Regions from separate parts of the Mus musculus genome. Here region 2 is linked to region 1. The links are chromatin loops, found by intact Hi-C in ENCODE. Cell type or tissue: heart. All regions are shown on one strand. Each heading gives the region's core, and the rest is flanking DNA. Links, peaks and the distances in the headings are about the cores only.

The links. Hi-C counts contacts between places; a loop is a spot of excess contacts. Peaks named below come from ENCODE experiments on the same cell type or tissue, not always from the same donor. Only the 100,000 strongest peaks of a DNase experiment are listed, where the experiment ranks them.
Region 2: a loop joins it to region 1, with 2.2 times the contacts of the local background. A loop is called at or near these places in 2 of 42 quality-filtered maps.

Annotation. Positions count from the first base shown.
Region 1 is chr5:122,394,637-122,405,921 of GRCm38, reverse strand. Arpc3 (actin related protein 2/3 complex, subunit 3) reads right to left here. Exons shown (of 7, transcript NM_019824.4): 2 at 9,006-9,105; 3 at 4,199-4,275; 4 at 2,495-2,563; 5 at 1,672-1,798; 6 at 744-838; 7 at 1-53. Among named protein-coding and RNA genes, the nearest start is that of Gm32853, 7.0 kb to the right of the region's middle. In heart, for the core only: no CTCF peak of the experiment used is centred there; DNase peaks (open chromatin) are centred at 2,941, 4,471, 5,101, 8,891 and 3 weaker places; H3K27ac peaks cover 490 bases.
Region 2 is chr5:122,444,067-122,455,351 of GRCm38, reverse strand. Anapc7 (anaphase promoting complex subunit 7) reads right to left here. Exons shown (of 11, transcript NM_019805.4): 11 at 10,440-11,285. It also overlaps a transcript of Atp2a2 not described here. Among named protein-coding and RNA genes, the nearest start is that of Anapc7, 27 kb to the right of the region's middle. In heart, for the core only: CTCF peaks have their summits at 4,203, 4,407 and 6,155; DNase peaks (open chromatin) are centred at 4,311, 5,201, 6,397 and 7,331; H3K27ac peaks cover 1,616 bases.

The DNA of each region.
Region 1 (11,285 bases), core at 1,208-9,207:
GGCCCCGAAAGACTCTTGTTCATGAACTGTCTCTTCACAAAGCAAGTCCACCACTGTCAAAGGCACAAGACAGAGCATATGCTCAGGGTCAGGGCACAGTGCAAGTGTGGGCGCGGGCCAGCATTCCAGCCTCTCTCTATGACAAACAACAGTGTAAACAGCAGACACCTCCCACTGAACTCAAAGGTGACCCCACAGAGCAGGGAGACGCGTCCACCTGGCCCTCCCCAGGCGTGAGGCTCGTATCACATCCACCCACGGGCAGGAAGGCATGTGAGGCAGACGCGGTAGCATGCCTGTGTACTGCAGAACTAGAGGCAGAGGCAGAAGGAGCTAAGGTCACCTGTGGCCACACAGTTAGCTCAAGTCCAGCCTGGGCCATTGTTCACCCCCCCCCCCACCCCAACCAAGGGGCCCTGACACGCACTGTATACACGCATGCATGCACATACACGCACACACACACAGATTGCTCCCTGTGACTGTTCTGTACCTGATGCAACAGAGCCACCATTTCCATTTTACATGGCATTTACATCACATACAGATGCCATGCCATTTCACAGCAGGGACCAACAGCCACAGACTGTGGACATATGGCTACACAGCCCATACATAAACGATAGCCGTGGTCTTCCAGAGCAGGCAGAAATGATCGCTCTCGACAGCAGACTTCAGCGGTTTAGAAGGCCACGGGCCAGAGGCTCCAGCTCCAATTAAACAGGCAGAAGGGGACATCTCACCTTGCTGGGTTTATCACTCTGAGGGTCAAAAACCTTCTCACACAGCCTCAGTCCGGTCTCTTGCCTCAGCTGCTGGAGGTACGCCCGCATCATCTCTGCAATACAGGAAATCTGTGTGTGAGGAGGCCCTAACCATGGCCTGTCTGACACTGACCTTGGTGAAGTATTTGCACACATTCAGACAGCTTAGGACAAGAAAGAATGGCCTAGATGGTCTTGGTCCTCTTGGTCGTCTTGGTCTCTCTCTTTCTCTCTCTCTCTCTTCCTCTGTGTGCGCGCACGCATACGCGCACTTACAGGAGTGTGGTTTTCTCCTTCCACTGTGTGTGTGGGTCCCAGGAATCAAGCCCAGACCGTCAGGCTTGTCAGCGGCTGCCTTTACCAGCTGAGCCACCTTGCTGACACAGAATGGTTTCATAACTACGTTCATTTTGGTAGTAGTTCAACAATCTCTGCATGTTCGTTACACTTGTTCCCAAGCTCTCTTGTGACAGTTAAGGCAACACGCGTGTGCTGAGCACCCCGCTGTCAATCTGAGCACCAGCCAGTGGGCCGGGGAGATGGTTCAGAGGAGAAAGAGCCTGCCGTGCACGAGAACCAGAGAAACAATCCTCAGCATCCACATACAAGTACAGTGGGCACGGTGGCTGGCCTGCCTGCAGCGCCAGCCCTTAGGAGGGGCAGGGCCGGGGGATCCCGGGAGCAAGCTGGCCAGTTACACGAGCTCAGTCAGTGAGTTCCATGTGCAGTGAAAGAGCTTGCCTCGATATTGCCTAGATATGCAACGTGGACAGTGACCAAAGACCCAAAACCAACCTCTGGCCTCGGAGCACACAAGCACACAAGTACATTCACACCCACTTGACTTGCCCACACACACACACACACACACACACACACACACACACACTTCCAGTCTTGTTCTTACCGTCCTCCTGTTTGCTCGCAGGCTTGGCATAAATGGCGTTGAGAGGAAAGCCAGGCTCTCCGGGGATAGGGAAGTTGGTGATTCCTAGCGTGTACATTTCCTTCTCGCCTTGGCTCTTGGAGTTGCACTAAAATCAAAGGACACCGTTGGTACGTGAGAGTAAGTCTCCAAATACAACCCTTCACTGCACGCAGCTGCCAGGGGTGTACGCGTGGGTGGGTGTTCTGTGAGTGCCCGTCTGCAGTGCCTGAACCTGCAGCCCTCTCAACACTGCTCCCAAGGAATAAGCCCAGAGAAACTACTGCAGTGGAAAGCAGGAGTTCAAATACTAAAAACCAAACTTGCCACATAGGCACACATTTCTCTTCATAAATGCACACAGTAATTTCTTTTATTTTTATTTTTTTGAGACAGAACCTTAGTATGTAGCTTTTGCTGTCCTTGAACTCATGACACAAACTAGGCTGGCCTCGAACTCAGAGATCCACCTGCTCCTGCCTCCTGAGCGCTGGGATTAAAGGTGTGCGCCTCTACCCTACAGTAGGGTCTTACTAGTTAAAGTCTGAAGCAGAGATACATATGGACATCAGAGTCAGCTTTTTGAAACAGCTGAGGCCTTTACACGGGGGAGACTCTAACACGGCTGTCTGCTGCTGTCCACTCTACACCTCCCAGCCCTCTGCCTCCGTGTCAGTCACCTAGGGGTCACATCAGAAGAGATCAGACGTTAGCCTGTCCTCGGGTCTTGGCAGACCCGGGTGGCTGCGAGGGCTAGCCTATCTCTCGCTGTTGTCCTCGTGTGTGAAAAGCCAAGTCTCATTACCTTTTGGAGTTTCTTTAGACACTCAGAAATGTAGAGTGTGATGTAGATCAATGTCCTGTCCGCTTCATTCTACAAGGGGGAAGAAACAACACAATGACCTCATGAGGCGGACCGTTCAGGGCATCTCTGCCTCCATTACGCACTGGCATCCACAGGGTGCCCAGTTTCCCCAAACCCAGCTGTGCAGTTGCCCTGGCCAACAGCCCCTTCCTCATGCTGTGTAGGGTGGAGAATGGAGAGCTGGGCGCTCACTTTAAAAAAAAACTTTTCCCCATGAGTGTCTCTGAGAACAGATACATCCCTTCCTTGGCAGTGGAAGGAGCCACTGCACGTGACAAGTTCTGGGAGAGTTCCACAGGCCCAACATCTCCACTGACTGGAAGAATTGAAGACAGCTGGTGACTACTGATCACATGTCAGTCGCCTGTGCCCAGTTTTACAGTTATAGTCAGATAAAGATTACACGTGTCTCTGCTCTCTGCTTTGTTCTGAGACAGGGTCTCTGCTCCACAGTCCTGGCTGGCCTCTCATTCTTGGACAACCTTCAAGCCTCTGGCTCCTGACAGGCGAACCCTGCATCTAGCCTGTCCCTGTCACAGCTCTCACTGGCACAGCACAGGCTAGCTGTTGGTTACAGACACGGTGCTCAGCACTGGATAGAGTCCACACCTGATGGACTCTGCTATCCCTGAGGGGAGCAGAAGGTGAAGCCACACAGTTTACAGCACAGTCAAGAACATCCTTTGCCCTTCTTTGTGCCTGGCTCACCACAGTAGCTCAGGAAATGTGTGTCTCGTACCATCCATCCCCTTTATAGCCAGGCCCCTGGCCACCCTCCTCACCCTCCTCAGGGAGGGGAAGGAGGGCGAGGTCCCAGGAAGGACCAGGGCACATGGGTCTGGTATGTCATGGGTGCTTAATCAATACTGAATACACACAGATGCGTCTAGACCGGAGCTTGGCAAACCCTGACAAGGCCGGATAATGAGCTGTTTAGGTTTTGTGGCTAATGACCAGTTGTGACTGGTCAGTCACGGTTCAGTGCGAAAACAGACACAGCGAATGCATAAACAAACAGGCACGGCTGTGCTCCAGTGAGGTTTATTTGCAAAAACAGGCAGTGGGTCGTCTGGCATGCACAGCGGTAACAAGTGTAGAACGGAAAGAATCAAAATGCACGAAGGGGTGAGGTGAGGGCTCAGCAGCTCAGAGCGATTGCTTTTTGCAGTGGACCTGGGTTTGTCCCACAACACACGTGGTAGTTTGTAGTCATTTCTAACTTGAGTCATGAGATTTAACTCCTTCTTCTACGCAGACACACACACACACACACACACATTAAATTTTTCTTGTTTGACTTTTTGGTTTTTCAAGACAAGGTTTCTTTGTGTAGCCCTGGCTATCCTGAAACTAACTCTGTAGACCAGGCTGGTCCTGTACTCACATAGATCCACCTGTGTGGATGCCTCCTGAGTGTTGGGATTAAATGTGTGTGCCACCACACCCAGCCTACAATAAATAATCTGAAATAAAGAAAGCAAGATAGCAAGAAAGCAAGAAAGGAAGAGAAACTATAACACAGCACCCTCCTCAGGGTCTCGTCTCAAATCCTACAGTCACCCTCACCATTTAGCCCTCACAGCAACCTGACTTCCAGGTAGAATTTTATCCCCTTCTGAAAACTAAGCATTCCTTGGAAGTTACCTTAATTTCATAGTTCTTGAAGAAGACATTGGCCTTGAAGTAGTAGATGGCTTCATCCACAATGTCCGTGTCTTTGGCTAAGCGGGAGACAAGAGAAGGCAGAGACCATTACCAAAGGCAAACCTCACACCCAGAGGCGGCGAGCACAGGCAACCAAGCCTACCGCACAAGATTGAGACCTGGATAAAGGAAACCAAGGAAGGCGCTGCAGGTGCTCTGCTGGGCTCAGTTCCTGGGGATCTAGCGCCCTCTGCTGGGCTCCCAGGGAACCGTGCAGCACACATTCCGGCAGTGGTGGTACCCACTTTTGTTCCCAGCACTCTGGAGGAAGAGGCAGGTAGATCCATTGGTTGGAGACCACCCTGGTCTACAAGGCGAGTTCCAAGAGTTCAAAGAAAGCCAGAGCTTCACAAAGAAACCCTGTCTTCAAAACCAAAACCAAACCAACTCAAAAAACCCAAGGAAACAAAACCCTTACATGTGTGTCTGTACGTATGCCACATGTGCACAGATACCCACAGAGGTCAGAGGGCACCAGGTCCCTTGGAGCCGGAGTTACAGGTGCTTGTGAGGCCAATGTAGGTCCTCTGGAGGAGCAGGAAGTGCTCTTAACCTCTGAGCCTTCCCTTTAGCCCGAGCACAGTGTAACCAAGTGTTGATATAATTTTATTCGAGCCCACGCACTGTCATCTCAGGAGAAATGCTCAAATTATTTAGGGACATCGGGGACATTTCCTTCTTTTTATGAAAACCATGGCTTAAATCCAGCAGGTTCTAAGTTGCCACTAACTGAGGGAAGCCAGAGCACTCTGTGACAGACGCACATCTCGTTACACAATCTCTTTGGCAGTCTGTCCTCTCTTTTTCATTTTGAAAGGTCAGACTTCCCGGGTTTGACGTGCAGCAGCTGGCTGCATCAGCACCACATGACAGCCTTGGCCTGGGCTACCACTCCCTCACAGCCTCGCTGGTGCTTCTCTGAGGGCCGCGTCAGCGTCAGAACTTTAACTCTACCTTCCTGTCCTTAGCGTCCCGCCCCTAAGGAAAGGAAACTTCTCCAGAGCACCTAAGGGAGACGGCGGAGGAGACCTACACAGAGCTTGGCACACAGAGGCACGCAAAGATACATGCACAGCAGGAAAGGATTTTTCTAGAGCCGAGGCTCGAACCCAGGGCCTCCCACATGCTACAGACAAACCCTATCTCAGACATCTGCTCCAACAGTTCCAGCCCCTCTGGGACGAGGGACAGTCACCCTCACGTGTTCTGTTTCTCCCTGGAGGACTCAGCTTGAAGGTGGCTAGGATGTTCTCCATTCTGAGTTGGCTGTATCTTCTAGAGCAATGTGTTATCTGTAACCGTGTGACAGGGCTCACTGGCCAGCAACTTTTAAGTACTGCAGGTCTCCTCAAGGCTGTCTTTCCCCACCTGCTCCTTCTTCTCAGAAGCAGTGAATGGCCAGATCTACTCAATTTACTTACATTTCAACCAGTGTTGCAAACAAATTCATTTAAGAGGAAGTCAAGTCAAATAACCTGGCAGAAAAAGGAAGGGGAAGGGGAAGGGGACACAGGTGGGAATTGTAACTGTGTGCTTGGAGACCAGGCATGGAACTCGGGCCAGACATTTGCAGGGTCTGGGCTCTGTGTCTGCAACAACAGAAAGGATGACGCCGTTGGCGGAACATCTCAAGACTTGTCAGTGTTAGAAAAAAATCTTCGGGAACAGTGAAAAATTGCCTCAGAAATGGAATGGGGGATCCGGAGTGCGGCTGAGGGTAGAGTGGACACTTCGTCTTGATGGCTACAAACAATAATTAGTAAGGGTGTATAATCCCAAACTTCTCAGACTAGACTGGGAAACCAAGCTGTGAGCACATATCAAAGAAATCACAATTCAGCTTTAATCCCGGCACTCGGGAGGCAGAGGCAGGCAGCTCTGGTGTGGGGCCAGCCTGGTCTACAGTGCGAGTTCCAGGACAGCGAGGACTACACAGAGAAACCCTGTCTAAAACACAAACACCCCCCAACAAAAACTAAAACAAAACAAAAACCCCCCACAAACAAGACCACCAGCTACCAATCAATAAATGGGTGAATGAGCAGACTCTTTTCAAAATAAGAGATACAAATGGCCAGGAACTATTTTTAAAAGTGTTCAACATTCCTGATCTTAGGGATACACAAGTTTATACTGCTCGGAGACACTACCTTACCCGAGTCACAAGGCCAATCAATTATCAGGAGGTGTACCGGTCAGCCAAGGCTAGACAGCAAGACCCTAACTTTAGTCACAGGCTGTAGAGAAGGCTCAGTGGTTAAGGGCACTGACTGCTTTTCAGAGGGCCCGGTTTCAGTTTCCAGCACCTACATTGTGGCTCACAACCATCTGAAACACCAGCTTTAGGAATTCCAATGCCCTCTTTGGCTTCTGTGGACACCAAGCACAAATATGGTACATATACATCCTGACGGGCAAACATTCACACACACAAAATAAAATAAATTCTCTTGTATTTTTGATTTTTTGAAATAGGTTTTCTCTGTGTAGCCCTGGCTTTCCTGGAACTGACTTTGTAAACCAGGAGCCTCAAACTCACAGAGATTCATCAGCCCCTGCCTCTGCCTCTTGAGTGCTGGGATGAAAGGTGTGCCCTACAACTGTCCAACTTAAGATATATACATACATACATACATACATACATATATATATTAAAATCAAAAAACTAAGCATGCTTTTTAAAAACCTGACAACAAATGTTAGAGAGGATGTGGGGGAAAGGGAAGCCTGACCGGCTGGTAGTCAAAGTGCAAATTAACATGGCCATTGTGGAGATCAGTTTGAAGGGTTCTCAGATGATTAAAAATAGACTTCCCATATGATCCAGCTATTTTACTCCTGGGCACATACCCAAGGCCTCCTGTCCTGCCACAGTCTTATCTACACATCTGCATTTATCGCTACTTTATTTCGGTAGCAAAGACAAGGAACCCAGCTAGTTGTCCACCAACAGAAGAACAGACAATGAAAATGTAGTTCCATACAAAACGGAGCATCACTAGGCTGTGAAGGTAAGTGAAATCAGGAGGGTTTTTATCTTTTTTAGAGATTTATTTATTTTATGTGCATTGGTGTATTGCTGCATGTGTGTCTGCGTGAGGGCGTCAGATTCCCGGGAACTGGAGTTACAGACAGCTGTAAGCTGCCATGTGGGTGCTGGGACTTGAACCCTGGCCCCCTGGGAGAGCAGCCAGTGTGCTAAACCACTGAGCCATCTCTCCAGCCCCCTGATAACAAAATCATGAGATGAGCAGGAAAGAGGATGAACATGCAACCATCAAGGTGATCCAAACCCCAAACAGAAAAGAACGCACGATCTCCCCCGTGCGAGGATCCCAGCCTGTAACGCCCTCATGCAAGCAGGTGGAAGGGTGTGCACAGGATAACATCTATAAAGAAGACCAAGAACCAGGGGCGTCAGAGAGAGGAAGGACAGACAACGGGCTCGAGGACTCCAGGACATAAAGCTACTTTTTCCATTTTCAACTCTGCCCTTTGTAAAAGTGTGAAACACCAGGCGAAGCCCCATGGCCTCAGAATGGCCGCTCTAACCACACAGAAGCTGACAGAGCTCGGGTGGCTTCCTTAAACCATCTGGTTTTTTGTTCTTGTTTTAAAAGCAAAATTTAAAAAAAAAAAAAAGAAAGAAAGAAAGCAAAACAAGCCACCACCAAAACCAAACAAGTTAAATACGGAACAAACAACAAAAACCACTAAGAAAGCAAAGAAATAAAATTCAGAAAAACAAAAGCAAGCACAGACATAAACTGTTTCAAAGCACTCAGGAGTCTCACTGGGGAAGCAGGCAGGAGGAGCACCACGAATTGAGGCTAGAGTGGTTTGACCTCCAGGCCCACCAGGGTTTTAGAGAGAGATTCCCTTCTCACACATCCGAGAAAGGTCTAACACTGGGGTATGGTGAGAATCTGACAGAGGGCTGTGGAGATGGCTCAGCGGGTAAGCGCGCTTGCAGAGAGAGCTCCGTCACCGGAGTTAGGACCCTTGGGACTCATGTAAGAACCAGGTGTCACCTCTAACTGTGTGCTGTGGCTCCCGTGGGCCCTCACACACAAGTCAGAATCAAAAGCAAGTGACTTTTTTTTTTAAAGGTGACCAAAGAAGTCATAGCTTTGGTGGGGGAAAGGTTCATTTTCCTTGTTTTTGGAGACAGGTTTCACCCTTGCTTAGGTAGGTCTTGAACTACCAGACTCCAGCCACCTCCTTATCTCAGCCTCCGAGGTACTGCCTATGCCCACACAATGCTGTCAGAAGAAGGCTGGGGACCTGCCATTCAGTTAGTCTGAAATAACTGACAGTGCCTGTGGGGACTGTGGCCAGAATTCAACACAATTCCTTTTTTTTTTTTTTTTTTGAGACAGAGTTTCAGTAGCCCAGGTTGGCCTGGAGCTAGCTGAGAACGACTTTGAACTCCAGATCTTCCGGCCGCCTCCTCCTAAGTGCTAGGATTTCAGGTGTGTACCACATCCCCTGGCTCTCAATGGAACTTGGGGGTCTCATGCAGGCCAAGCCATGTCTCTACCAACGGGGCCACGCCCCACAGCCCACATTTCCTTTCAGCTCACGTAAACATCCTGGAGGAGTTTGAACCAGTTTCCTGTGGAGCGCAACAGGCTGCTCCTGGTCAAGTGTGACAGGAAGCCAAGGAAGAGTGACTCAAGCTAAGCTCTTCCCTGCTCTCAAGTCAGCAGGTCTGCTTGGAACCCAACAAAAGAACCCAGAGACTTACTCTCGCGAGGGGCGGGTCCTTTGAACTGGCTTCGGAGGGGCAACAGGGCCATGTTACCGATGAGCTTGGTGTCCGGGTCCATGAGAGAAGAGTGGTATGCCTGCAGGGGCCAGCCCAGGGAAGAGAGAAAACAAGTGTCACCAGGAGACAAGGCGAGGACCAACTGTGGGAGAAAAGGGCTGGCGTCGGCTTACGGGGAGCCAGCGCCTGACTCAAGAGAACCAACTGGTGGATTCTGAGACGTTCTGTCAGCTGGTGGATAAGCGTAGCCCTCCGCTCACACTAAACTAGACACGGAAAACAGAGGTAGGCAGTACCTCAAACCCCATCATAAAAAAAAAATATATATATATATCAGAGCCGGGCATGGTGGTACACGCCTTTAATCCCAGCACTTGGGAGGCAGAGGCAGGTGGATTTCTGAGTTCGAGGCCAACCTGGTCTACAGAGTGCGTTCCAGGACAGCCAGTGCTACACAGAGGAACCCTGTCTCGAAAAACCAAAAAATAAAAAAATTACACTTTACCACTGTCTTCTACTAATTTTACTTCATTTTATTAATGTTCTCCTTCTTGTTTTGTTTTGTCAAGACAGGGTCTCACTATTCAGTACCACTATGCCTGTCTTTATTATTTATATTCTTTTCTAAAAAATAATTTATTTGTATTTTGTGTAATTGGTGTTTTGCCTGCATGCATGTTTGTGTGAGGGTGTGGGATCCCTTGGAACAGGGTGCTGGGAGTTGAACCTGGACTTCCTGAAAGAGCAGTGTACTGGCTAGTTTTGTGTCAACTTGACACAACTGGTGTTATCACAGAGAAAGGAGCTTCAGTTGGGGAAATGCCTCCATGAGATCCAGCTGTGGGGCATTTTCTCAATTAGTGATCAAGGGGGAAAGGCCCCTTGTGGATGGGACCATCTCTGGGCTGGTAGTCTTGGTTTTATAAGAGAGCAGGCTGAGTAAGCCAGGGGAAGCAAGCCTGTAAAGAACATCTCTCCATGGCTTCTGCATCAGCTCCTGCTTCCTGACCTGTTTGAATTCCAGTCCTGACTTTCTTTGGTGATGAACAGCAATGTGGAAGAGTAAGCTGAATAAACCTTTTCCTCCCCAACTGTTTCTTGGTCATGATGTTTGTGCAGGAATAGAAACCCTGACTAAGACAGAGCAGCTAGCGCTCTTAACTGCTGAGCCATCTCTCCTGTCCCGTCAGGCCCTGCCCATGTTCTTTAGATCTTCATATTCTCATTCTCTCTCTCTCTCTCTCTCTCTCTCTCTCTCTCTCTCTCTCTCTCACTCACACACACACACACACACACACAGAGCTTTTTTTTGAGACCAGGTTCTTTTTTTTTCCTATTAGTATCGTGTGTGAGAGTGTGTGTGAGTGTGTGTTCATGAATCTGGGTGCTCATGTGTGCACATGTCAGAGGTCATCATCAGGTGACCTCCTCAGTTGCTTCTCCACCTTTATATTCAGGACAGGGGCTGTCATTGAACCTGAAGCTCACCACCTGGACAGACAGGCCGCCAGCAAGCCCCACAGATCCTCCTGTCTTTGCCTCTCCAGCACTAGGCTTATAGACAGATGCCACCACATCTGGCCACTTTCGTGAAGTCTGGGACAGAACTCAAGTGCTCGTGCTTGAGTGGCAAGTGTTTCACTGACTGAATGCCCCCAACGTCAGCTTTTTGAGACAGGCTCTCACTACTCCAAGCAGCCCTGGCTGACCTGGGACTCCCTAGGTAGACCAAGCTGACCTCAAGCTTACAAAGATCCGCCTGCCTGTGCCTCCTGGGATTGCATCCTTAGGCTAGACGTGCATTATGGAAGGATGCGCTTCCTCCAGTTCTGCACTCCGTGACATGATGCAAGCTGAAACACTCTACTACAGAGACCACACAAAACAGGTTTCCCACCCTCCAGCAAACCAGGACCCAAGGCCTGGCTTTGAAATCTGCCACTTCCTGTCCTTATGACCACAGGTCGATTCTTCCTGGAACCTGTTTCCCCACCCCCACCCCCTTCAACCACAACAGGTAGCCCAGGCTGGCCTCTCACTTACTATGCAGGTAGCCCAGGCTGGCCTCTCACTTACTATGCAGGTAGCCCAGGCTGGCCTCTCACTTACTATGCAGGTTAGCCCAGGCTGGCCTCTCACTTACTATGCAGGTTAGCCCAGGCTGGCCTCTCACTTACTTCACAGGGGACGATGACTTTGAACTTCTTACGCTCCTGCCTCTGTCTCCCATTGCTGGGATGATGGATCTAGATAACCACA
Region 2 (11,285 bases), core at 1,525-9,524, 49 kb before region 1:
GAGTTAAAGACCAAATCAGAATGATAGCGTGCTGGGCCCTAACACCATGCTGTTCAGTGCCGTTTACGAATGAGTGGGCCCTAAAGGAAATGGACCTCATCCCTGAGTGCTGTGTTGCTTACTGGGACCTGTTCAACCCCAACAGATAGACTAACACTTGACCCATCCAGCCACAAGCAAGGCTGACAAAACCTTCCCCTGGCCCGCATAGACCAAGGCCAACAGCACAGTCCCAGCCACAGGCCACCTCCTGCATGTCCTCAGCCCTGCTCTCACCCAGCACCCTCAAGAAGGGACAGCATTTATTGTGTCAGCATCATGCTCAACCCACTAGGGCAGTCTAGCCTGGACCCCAGCCTTGAACTTTCCCGGAATGGCCTCTTCAGCAAAGCTGTCTAAAGGTTCCACCCTGCAGCCCACTCAGCAAAATTCAGGTGGTGGCCTCCCCGGAGAGCTAGCAGGGCTACTAAGGCTGGAGAAGGCTAGCCATCTCACAGCAGCTGCTATCACAGCACCCTCAAAATAGGGTCTCAGCCCCAACAATGGCACAGGCCTCAGGAACATCTAAGATGGCAGCATTGGCTCGGTGCCTGCAGAGCCGCAGAGCCAAAAAGCATGGTTGCCCTTTGTCGTGAGCTGCCAAACTCCATTAGGACTGACCCCTGCAATTGGGAAACCTTCAAAGCAGAGCTGAGCCTGTAGCCCAGGACTGGCTGCCATAGAGAACAGGGAGGGACAGGAAGGCCTCTCCCCTGGTGCCATGCCACTCACTGCTCCACCTGCCTCACCCTCTGCATGGCTCTCAGCCCTGTACCTGACATGCCTTCTAGTTTCTGCCTCCTGGAACTTTGGTAGGAGGCGGCCCAGGGCAGTCACCAAGCCACTGCTTCTAGATGTGCCTGGGCAGCAAGCACTTGGAACACTCCGTCAGAAATGCTGGTTTTGCATCTAGACCAAATGCAGTGTTCTTTCTGTCTGTCCCTGTTGTTGTGTCTTAACATTGCTCTACGTTTCGAAAAGCTGATTTCCTCTCTCTTTCCTTTTCAGCAATACTGGAGTAACCGCTTCCTAAACCATTTGCAGAAATATAAGGGTGTTCGGGTGCGTGCATGTGCGTTGTTAGCAACACATCTACCAGCCCTCTGCATGACTGAGGTTGGGGAAAAGAAAAATAGAAACAGTCCCCAACTCACTGTGTGATGTGGAGGAAATGTGTATTACCAGTGGGGTTTTAGCTGTTCAATCAAAATAATAACAAATGTACAATTTAGCATAACAAATCAGAGAGCCTCTCCAGAGAAGTTGGTTTCTTTGCTGCGAGAAGGAGGTTCTGAAACCTTATCCAAGAACAGAAGCCATCAGCCAAGTCTCCACATTTCTCTGCAAAATGTCATAGCCTCTCTAACTGTATGATAATTGTAATGCATGCCTTCAGTTGTAAGTGGCCAGATTGCTCTACAGTGACATTGAAACATGCTTTCTAATGGGCCCTGTACAGTTTGCTTATTTATAAATTCATTTAAAACACTACAGCTGCTGAATGGTTACAACATAGGCCTCCAGTCCTAACTTCAGTTGTTTAGGTGTGCAGCCAGCTGTTCCACACTGTATTATTGTAACTTATTTAATGAAGTCAGAAGCAGTAGACAGATGTTGGTGCAATACAAGTATTGTGTGCATTTATCGTAATAAAGTGCTCAGCGTCAGTTCAGTTGCTCACAGCTTCTCACAGCGCATGTTTGACTGTAGTCTGTAAATAGAGGTCAGTTTCTGTGCTGGTAACAGGTATTGCACAGACATGATTTCAGGTAAATAAATCTATTCTACGATAAACCCTCAGCAGAGCTGTGGCTGATTTACAGGAGGGTGGGGACGGGCACTGAGGCCTCCCTGGGAGACTGGTTTTGTAGTTAACCTGGAGGGAAGCAGAATGCGTGTCACAGTGACCTTCAGCAGAAATCAGGCCTTTTCAGCTCAGACTAGAAGTCTACACGTGACTAGCCTCGGGAGTTGTGTGACTGTTCAGATGCAAAGTGACTGTGACGGGAGACAGAAGTAGACCTGAAAGGATCCTGAATTCTCCCTTAAACTGCTATTCTGGCCTTACTTGGCAGAGATAAGCTTCAAATGAGTCCTGTCAGCTCCTGTAATAGGACAGCTTTTTGACAGCATCCAGGGCCAAGATGGCTCAGCAGGTAAAGGCCTTTCCCTTAAGATGAGTCTGGAGTCCTGGGCTTGACTCCTAGAACCCATGGGAGAACCAGCTCCATCCACAAACTTGTCCTCTGACCTCCACTCCTGCCCCTTTCAGAATAAACAACTCGAGTTATTCCTAACATTTCAGAATTACAGGATCACTGTCCCCAACACTTCAGCTCATATTCAACGAAGAAATTTCTCAGAAGGAATAAAGACCAGGCTGGCCTGGAACTCTGTCTCTGCCTCCCAAGTGCTGCGAGGTGTATGTACGCACCACAGCCGCCCAGCAGACATCCTGTTCTTAGCAACCTTTAGTAACTTCTAAGACCAGATGTCAACACAATTCTTTTAATCTAATAGGCTTGTTTTTCATGGACATGAAGTATGCCAAGCAGGAGGTCTGAAGGCCACTTGAGCCCTTGTGCTTGGCAGAAACACTTCTATATCTTTAGGCCCAATCTAGTGCAAATGGATTAAAGGGTTTTAATGTCTACACTTTGGAAGAGAAAGTCATGAGCGCAGGATGCTGTCCTGTGTAAGCTGTGCGTTTTCCATGGCTGGTGGGAGCCCAGTGCCCCCTGGAGAACAACTGGGTGTCACCTAAGTCCAAAGCCCTTCGTGACCTAGCAGGTCCACTCTAGGCCTCACAGGGCTACAGCACGGTTTGCAGTAGAGAAGCAAAACTATCGAGTGTGTAGCTGTAAGAAGCCTCGGAGCGTGAAGCAGGAGTCAGCATTGAGGGTCAGTACAGACCCAGCACCCGTGACACAGCACTAGGCCCTCAACAGTGGGTGTGCTAGTCAAGGCCTCACCATGGAGCCTCTCACATCCTTGTCTTTTTAAATACAAGGAGGAAACTTTGCCTTTCTTGGCAAGACCTGAAACTGAGGGGGAGGGGGGAATGACGGAAGAAGACAACAATCCTAGCCAGAAGACAGGTGATTACACTCCAGAGTCAAGTAAACAGATTTCTTGTAACTGAGCAGAGAAGTACCCTCTAATGGCATTGTAGGGATGGATATGCGCTCTCACCACTCTGGAGGAGGTTGTCTATCCCCAGACTCCACTTTTTTAAGTCTCATGCCGTGGTCTAAATCTCAAAAGCTGTTCCTGCCTCCCAAGTGCTGGAATTAAAGGCCTGCATCATGCCTAGCTTCAGATCTATTTTTAAGGGCCCAACCCAACAACACGCTGCAGTTCCCAAATATGTCCAGACAAGAAGAATCCATTTTAGTTTTTTAGGTAGAGCCTCATGGCCCAGGCTGTGGCCCAAACAGCATATAGCTGAACCTGCCCTTCAACTGTTCCTGCTGCCTCCACCTCCTCCCAAGTGGGCCCGCCATGCCTGGCTTCCCACTTCACTATTACAAAGACTGGAAATAATGGCTGCTACCAATAAACAAGATCCAGAGCAGGTTCTCAGTCGTTCTGATGCTGGGACGCTTTTATCATAGTTGCTCGTGTGGTGACCCCAACCATGAAATTAATGTTACTGTTGTTCATAAACTGATTTTCCTAGTGTAACAAATATCTGATATGCAGGGCAGTCTTAAAAGACTCCTGTCAAAGAGTCATTCAACACCCCTCATGGGTCAAAGTCTACAGGTTGGGAACACACTGATTAGAATATCCAAACCATGGAAAAAATCGAAGTGAGTGATGCGCATTCTGCCCAAAATAGCTCCGTACAGAAGGCTGGTTCCACCTTTCTGGAGCTGTACAAGATCCACCAGCCTCTACCTCCTGAGTGCTGGAATTAACAGCATACATCACCACTGCCTGGCCAAAATCTCTTTTAAAGGAAACAAAAATAAATCAATTCCTTGTCTCAAAGGTTGTAAGCAAAGGACTCCAAGATACAGGCAGCAGATTACAAAGGCTGGGGGTTTAGGAGGTGAGAACCATCAAGTCACAAATTGAGTGGGCATGGATGCATTCTGGCTTAGCTCCAATCACTAGGGCAGATGAGCACCGGCAGGTTCCTGACAGAATGTCCACCCAGCAGCAGGGATCACGCATGCTCCCATCCAGACTTCCTGAGACCACTTTCCAAACGGTATGGGGCATAGCAAGAGACAAGACCAAGACAAGTGCAAATAATCACAGGCTGGCACTGGCAGGAACAGAGGTTAAAAGGGCACAGCAAGCACTGCATAGCGCAAACTCACCAGCAGTGGTGAAGGTGGCACCCCTCCCAAGGGACGCTGGACAGTGTGGGCAGGGAAGGCCACAAAACACATACCAGGCAGGTGCTACTTCAGCCAGGCAAGCACCTTTGGTCCCTTAGAATGCTTCACACCTCAGGCCAAGGCCAGGAAAACATCTGACAAAACTCCAAAGAAGAACTACTGTTGAGTACCCCAACACCTCAAGATAATCCAAAATCTGAAGTGTGTGGGGGAAAAAAAAGAAAAAAAAAAAGGTGGCCACAGAAATCCCGGACTTGGTGATGGGCTGGCATTAGGGACAGAGCAGCAACTAAGGTTGGTGAGAAGACACTAGCAAGAATTAGCAGGAACCATGGACAGCTGGATGCAGGTGAGAGCATCAAGCACTCCCTTGTCACTTCACCCTTGTGAGTTAGAAAGATGGATCCTTTGATCAGCAGAGAATATTCCAGAACTGGCAAAAGATCATGACCTGTAACTGGAAACATAACTTCCACACAGGATTCAAAACCGCACATCGTGGAGATAAGGTAAACTGCAGAACACAGAAAAACTTTCACAGATGGGGGGGGGGGGGATGAGGAATCCTTTTCAGGAATGACCGTGAAGCCACCAGAGGGGACTTTCAGCAACCTGGAAAGAATGCACAAAATTAAAGAACTGAGGTGACAAGGTATTTCAGACAGACCATAATAACTCAGTTGGGACAATAGGTGGACTTGAGGTGACCTGAGACCTCTGTCATCCAGGACAAGGAGACAACAGTTCATTTCCGGCTTGGACATCTGTGTTGCTGTCCCAGAGGAGCCGCTGAGAGAACAGAAGCAGCAGTGGCCGTGGATGCAGCAGCAGGGTAGACCTAGGAGGACCTGAGCCAGAGGTTTCCATGTGATGTGTACACTGAACTCTGTGATGTCACTCTAGGACCAACGCATCCCTCTGCTCACTGTTTCTATGAAAAGCCCCACCCCCACCCCAGCATTGGCTCAATGAGCAGCTGTGCTCTTGACGGGAAAAGAGAGCATCAGTGCGTGCTCGGAGCCCCACCATTGTGGAGAGCGACTGACCCTGAAAATTAGTAGCAATTATAAAACGTGAAGGTGGAAATGTCCCCAAGTGCTTGATCTATGACCCTGTACGGCTTGACTTTAATCCTCCTTTTCTATGTACAAACGCCAGAGTTTAAAATGAGGGTTGGTGGCCAGTTGCAGTGGCACAAGCTTTTAATCCCAGCCTTCGGGGGACAGAGACAGGAGGATCTCTGGCTCTGAGGGCAGCCTGGTGATCTATGTGGCGAGTTCCAGGACAGCCAGGGCTATATAGGAAGACCCTGTCTGAAAAAAAAACAAAACAAAAAAACAATAAAACGACACAGCTGAGAATCTGAGTATGGCTGCTCCCAGAGTCGCAGACGTAAGACACCCAAGGGTGCATCCCAGGCTGGCCTCACATTTACCATGTAGCTGAGGTGGCCCTGACTCCTATTTCTACCTCCCAAATGCTGAGAAGTCCAGGCCTCTCACCTAACTACAGCTTTATTTAAGGAATAAGCACTGTCTGGATGGTGGTGGCACATGCCTTTAGTCCCAACTCTTGGGAGGCAGAGGCAGGCAGATCTCTGTGAGTTTGAGGCCAGCCTGGTCTACAGAGTCTACATATGAGATCCTAGCTCCAAAAATAAATTGAGAGAAAGAAACCACTGTGCATCCCCTGGGAAGTGGTAGCTCTGGACTCACTGGGAGGGTCCTCCGTGGCTTTGAGCTTGGAGGTAGCAGGTCCAATCTGCCCTCTAATGGCACGAGGGGTAATGGCCATTCTTGCTCTCTCTGGTTCCCACTCAAGTCCTGAGGCAAAACCCTGCTGTGTGCGAGCTCACAGAGGCAGCCCTTTGTGCTGAGGGGTTGGTATGAGTTGTTGTAAAACTCAGCTTCTGCAGGCCTTGAGTCTGGCTAAAGGCAGCAGCAAGGAGATCCGAGCCTTCCCCAAAGCAGGCCTGGCCTACAGATAGAGGTCAATCATGTCCATGGGAGGCTCGAGCCCAAAGGACCAGCCACATGCTCTAGCCTAGGTCCCCAGGGATGTGCTGACACTCAGAACAGAGGGCCATAGGCATGGAGAACGGAAGGCCCTGGCAGAGACCAGAAAGGACGAAGGAGCCTCACATGCCCTCCTCCACAGAAACATATCCAGGAGCCACCCCTCAGCCTTTAGGCAAGGTGGTCTGACTTTAGCACCACCTTGGGGGAATGAGTTCTTCCAAGGCAGAGCTGGGCACAAGGAAGTATCATCCTGCGACCTCAGGCCTGAGAAAACAGTCACCAGCAGCTCCCAGCACCGGTGAGGAATGGCTGCCACTTCAAACAGGGTCCTCATTTGTAACCCCAACCTCATTTGTAACCCTACATACCTCAAGTATGTGGGAGCTGAAGAGATGGCTCAGTGGTTAAGAGCACTGACTGCTCTTCTGAAGGTCCTGAGTTCAATTCCCAGCAACCACATGGTGGCTCACAACCATCTGTAAAGAGACCTGACCGCCTTCTTCTGGAGTGTCTGAAGACAGCTACAATGTACTTACATGTGATAAATAATAAAATTAAAAAAAAAAAAAAAAGAATGAGTATGCATAGGGAGATGGTACAACTGGAATAGGACACAAAGGGGACTGGTCCAGCCTGGGCTACCATATTCTTATAGAGCAGACATCTGGCCAGCCCGCTGGAAAGTTCCAAGAAGGATCACTCCACGCTCGGCAACAGGCTGCTAGGGATTTACCCAAAGAAGGGAAAGCTGGGAGCTTAGAGAAGCCGCCAGAGGGCTGTTTATAAAGACAGGCTCTAAAGATCTAAGCTGTGGGAGAACCGGTCTCAAGACGCCACCACCCTGGCCAGACTGGCTGGCAGCCTGAGCGCAGCCAGGCCGGGCATGACAACTGTTCAGAAGACAAAGCCAGGGCATTGAGGGTGAGAGGTGTCTTGGGTTGGAAGAGCCACAGCATGTGACCTCAGGGGTGAGCTGCTGCCAGCCCAGAGGCCCACACATTAAGTGTCTGGTAAACCCTAAGCCAAGGCAGGTTGGAGTGTCCTGGGACAGCAAGGGTTCTAGTCTGTCACCGGAGAGTGACTGCCAACATCCACAATGAGCTCATGGCATATACCAGCCCACAAGAATGTGGCCGCTGGGGGTGGGTGGATATGGGGGACTTTTGGTATAGCATTGGAAATGTAAATGAGTTAAATACCTAATAAAAAATGGAAAAAAAAAAAAAAAAAGAATGTGGCCGCCTCCTGTCCTGGGGCCGTTAGATCAGTGTCTCTGACATCACAGACTAGGCTGCAGACAAGCATCCAGCAACAGCCCAGGGCCACACAGGGGCTCTGCACACCACCTAACAAATGTAGCCAGGGGACAGAGCAGCCCAAGAGACCCAGGTCCAGCAGAGCCTGGATTTTCATTCCATTCTGTATGCTAGGCACAGATGGTTCATTTCACAGACTGTGTTAATGGTTTAGCTGGGGGAATCACAAGTTATCTCTATACGTTTAAGGGTAAAAATATCCAATAACTTTTCACTGCTTTTTACAGCATTTTCCTAGGCCTAGGCCTCGCTGTGTAACAGCTGCCCACAGTACTGAAGCGTTCCCAGCTGCAGCTCTCCCTGGCCCAGTGAGAGGACTGTGACTCCCAGGTGCCTGGGATGAGCAGAACCAATGTATCACCTGTCCTGTGACTGAGTGCTCTCCTCTAGTGTAACACTCTCAAAGTGCACTCAAAGTGGTTCCAGTTTTGTGACCCAACCATCCCGTGTACACACTCTTAACTAGAAGCCTGGGTTGTTCCTACCTCTTGTCAACGGTGAATGCAGGTGTCCAGTCCCTGTCTGAGCTTTTATTCCTTTGGGCATCTACCCCAAAATAGGAATGGGGGGTCCAACTGAGTGTTGAGACTTTGGGTCCACCAGAATTTTCCACACGGCCACGCCTTTTCCATCCTACTGATACTTAGCAATCACCGTTTCCTACTGATGGCCATATGGAAGGCAATCTGTAAAGTTCTGGATTCTTCTTAGACTTGTAGGTGCTGAGTGGTTTGTAAAATAAACTCTATCCTGCCAATGACGAACATTTAAGAGTCAAGGCAAACCCCATGCCCTGGCCCTGACCCCGAAGCATGCTGGGCACATCTACAGTTGATTCAGGCATGGAGGGAGCTTGATGGCAAAAGCCAGCCCTTTGTGCCCCTCTACCTCCCCAAGAAAGTGGTGGCAGCTGACGCCTCACCCTCTGCCCCTGGGGAAGGACGTGCCTGGGTGGGATGGCAAGTCTGAACAAGATGTTTACCTCAGCCGCCTCCCTAGAGACCACGGTGAGGTCTATGTCCAGTCTGGCCTGTCTGTCATCAGCAAATGATGTGGCCCCTGAGAACTGGTCTCGGCAGAGTTTGTAGTGACTGTGCTGGATTTATGCTGGCAGCTTAACAGTGTGACACTACCGGCCGGAGATGGCCCCAGGTGAGCTGGGTTTAAGCTGTAAAACCCAGAGACCACAGGTGAGGCCAGTTAAGGCCCATTTTCTCCACTCACAAAGGTCTACAGGGTGGCGCTCCAGGGCCTCTCTGGGCTCAGGCTCAAGTCCAGTCAGCTTGCCAACAACAGGAAGTTGGGCAGAGTGAAAATGCTCATTCCGCAGTCCAGGGTCCCAAACCTCAAAGTCTGTGGTGCTGAGAACCAGGGTCTAAGTGTGAGGGTAGCTAGACAGGGCAGAAACTGAAGCTGGTTCCGTGTTCCCAAGGCAGGCTCAGAAACAGGTATGTGGCTACCACGGGTCCTGCGGATGGACCACACATACCAGACCCCAACGCCCAGCAGGGACTGAGCAGTGGGGAGAAGCCCATGGGAAGGGCGGGGCTGTAGATCCCACCAGTGAAGATTCGCTGCAGGCATCATACCAATGGTATCTGTTAGGGTTTTACTAAGAATGGGCCCCCACAGGCTCGTGGGGGTGGGGTGTGGTTTTGTTTTGTTTTCTTCCAAGACAGAGTTTCTCTGTGTAGCCCCCTGGCTGCCTCGAACTCAGAAATCCACCAGCCTCTGCCTCCCATGTGCTGGGATTAAAGGTGTGCGCCACCACGGCCGGCCCAGGCTCGTGTATTTAATGCTTTAGCTCCCGGGGAATGGCACTATTTGGAAGGACTGAATGGGTGTAGCCTTGTTGGAGGAAACCCATGCTGGGCCCAAGCTCACTCTGCCTATGGATCAGGATAGAGTTCTTCAGAACTGCTGGTCTACACAGCAAGAAAAACATAGGATAAATAAATGAGTCAAGCCTCACGAACCTGCCTGCGAGCCGCACACTACCTGCCATGATAATCATGGACTGAACCTGACTGTCAGCAAGCCCCCAATTAAACACTTGCCATGCTCACGGTGTCTCTTCACACCAACAGTGGCTGTGAGTGTCAGAGCGCTGTGCCGGGCTCTCGTGCTTGCAGAGTCCTAAGCCCCAGAGTCAGAGGCTGCAGACAGCATTCAGAGCGGCTGCCTTCACACTCTAGGTGGGAGCACTGTCCTCACCCCAACTATGACACACTAAAGCCTCAAGGTCCCTGTGGCCCTCGTGCATGTTAAAGGACACCCCCACTCAGGTTACCCTGGTCTCCTAGAACAATGTTCAAGTGGATAGCCACGGGGCTCCCAAACCACATGGCCACTGTGCTTTCATCTCTGTTTAAGGCACACTGAGGGGTGGCTGGTGCTGCTGGAATGGAGGGGTCACACTGGCCTAAAGGCTCCCAGTAGCAATGGAGGACACGGAGGAAGGGGAGGAATCCCAGCACACTGAAGGGAGAGGGGGATCCATCTCGACCGGTGGGAATTCAGCCAGCCATGAAGACAGGAGGGTGGACTGGGTTCAATTTGTGGCTGAAGGGGTCTTGCCGTCTCTCTCAGCACTGACTGGTCAGTGGGGCTCCTGGTGAGGCCAAGCCAGGAAAAGCCCCACCCACATGCTGCCTAGGGAGCCTCAGAGATGGCTTGGGACAGCTAGCGTGCAGAGGCTGAAGCTCACACTGGTACACTTTGCGGAGACCTCGTCCATTTATCATGTATCTTAGGACAAGTCTTGCTATGCAGCCCAGCACATCTCAACTGTCATGCCTCTGCCTCTCAAGTGCAGGCTTCCAGAACGTGTCTCCACCAGACAGACCACCCTGTCCCACTTCTTACTGCGCTGACAGTGTTCTGATTATTCACAATGAATCAACCTCTCACATTCCTAGCACCTTGATCTGCATCTTGAAAGGCATCACACGCGAGATGCAGATGCAGGACGGAGGGCGAGTCGACCTGCTCCCAGGTGCTGAGGAATAATGCAGGCAGATGCTGAAGGCATCTCAGTGAAGAGCCAGGCTGGTTCATGTGACAGGCTCGGGGCTCGGCCGCCCAGCACATGGGAGAAGACAGTATATTTATATCAAACTGTCTAGGCCCACATGGCTGCCTCTGACAAGGCGATAAAAGGAAGAGTCTCAAAGGGTGTCATGTGCCACCACACTGAACAGTTTATTAGGTGAGCCTGTCCTGTGTGTGGCCATCATCTGCTCCTCAGATCTGCCCACTGGGGCCAAGTGCTGCTCTGCAGTCCGTGAAGCACGGTACCCGCATCCGGACCATCATGACTATAGGGAGTGTGGCAGGGAGGACCCTGACTCCCAGGAACCAGATTCCCTCTGGCAGGACCACCCAGGTGCATGTGCCCTTAAGAGGATGGCTCAGTTCTGTGTACCCGTCATAAAGAGAAAAAGGCATCGTCCACTGGGTACGTCAGAACCATCCATAATGGTGAGTCTGCAGCTTGGAACTCGCTCAGTCCTCAGCAAAGCAGACAGGTAGACACCAGTCCCGACTACTACTTGGAAACAGGC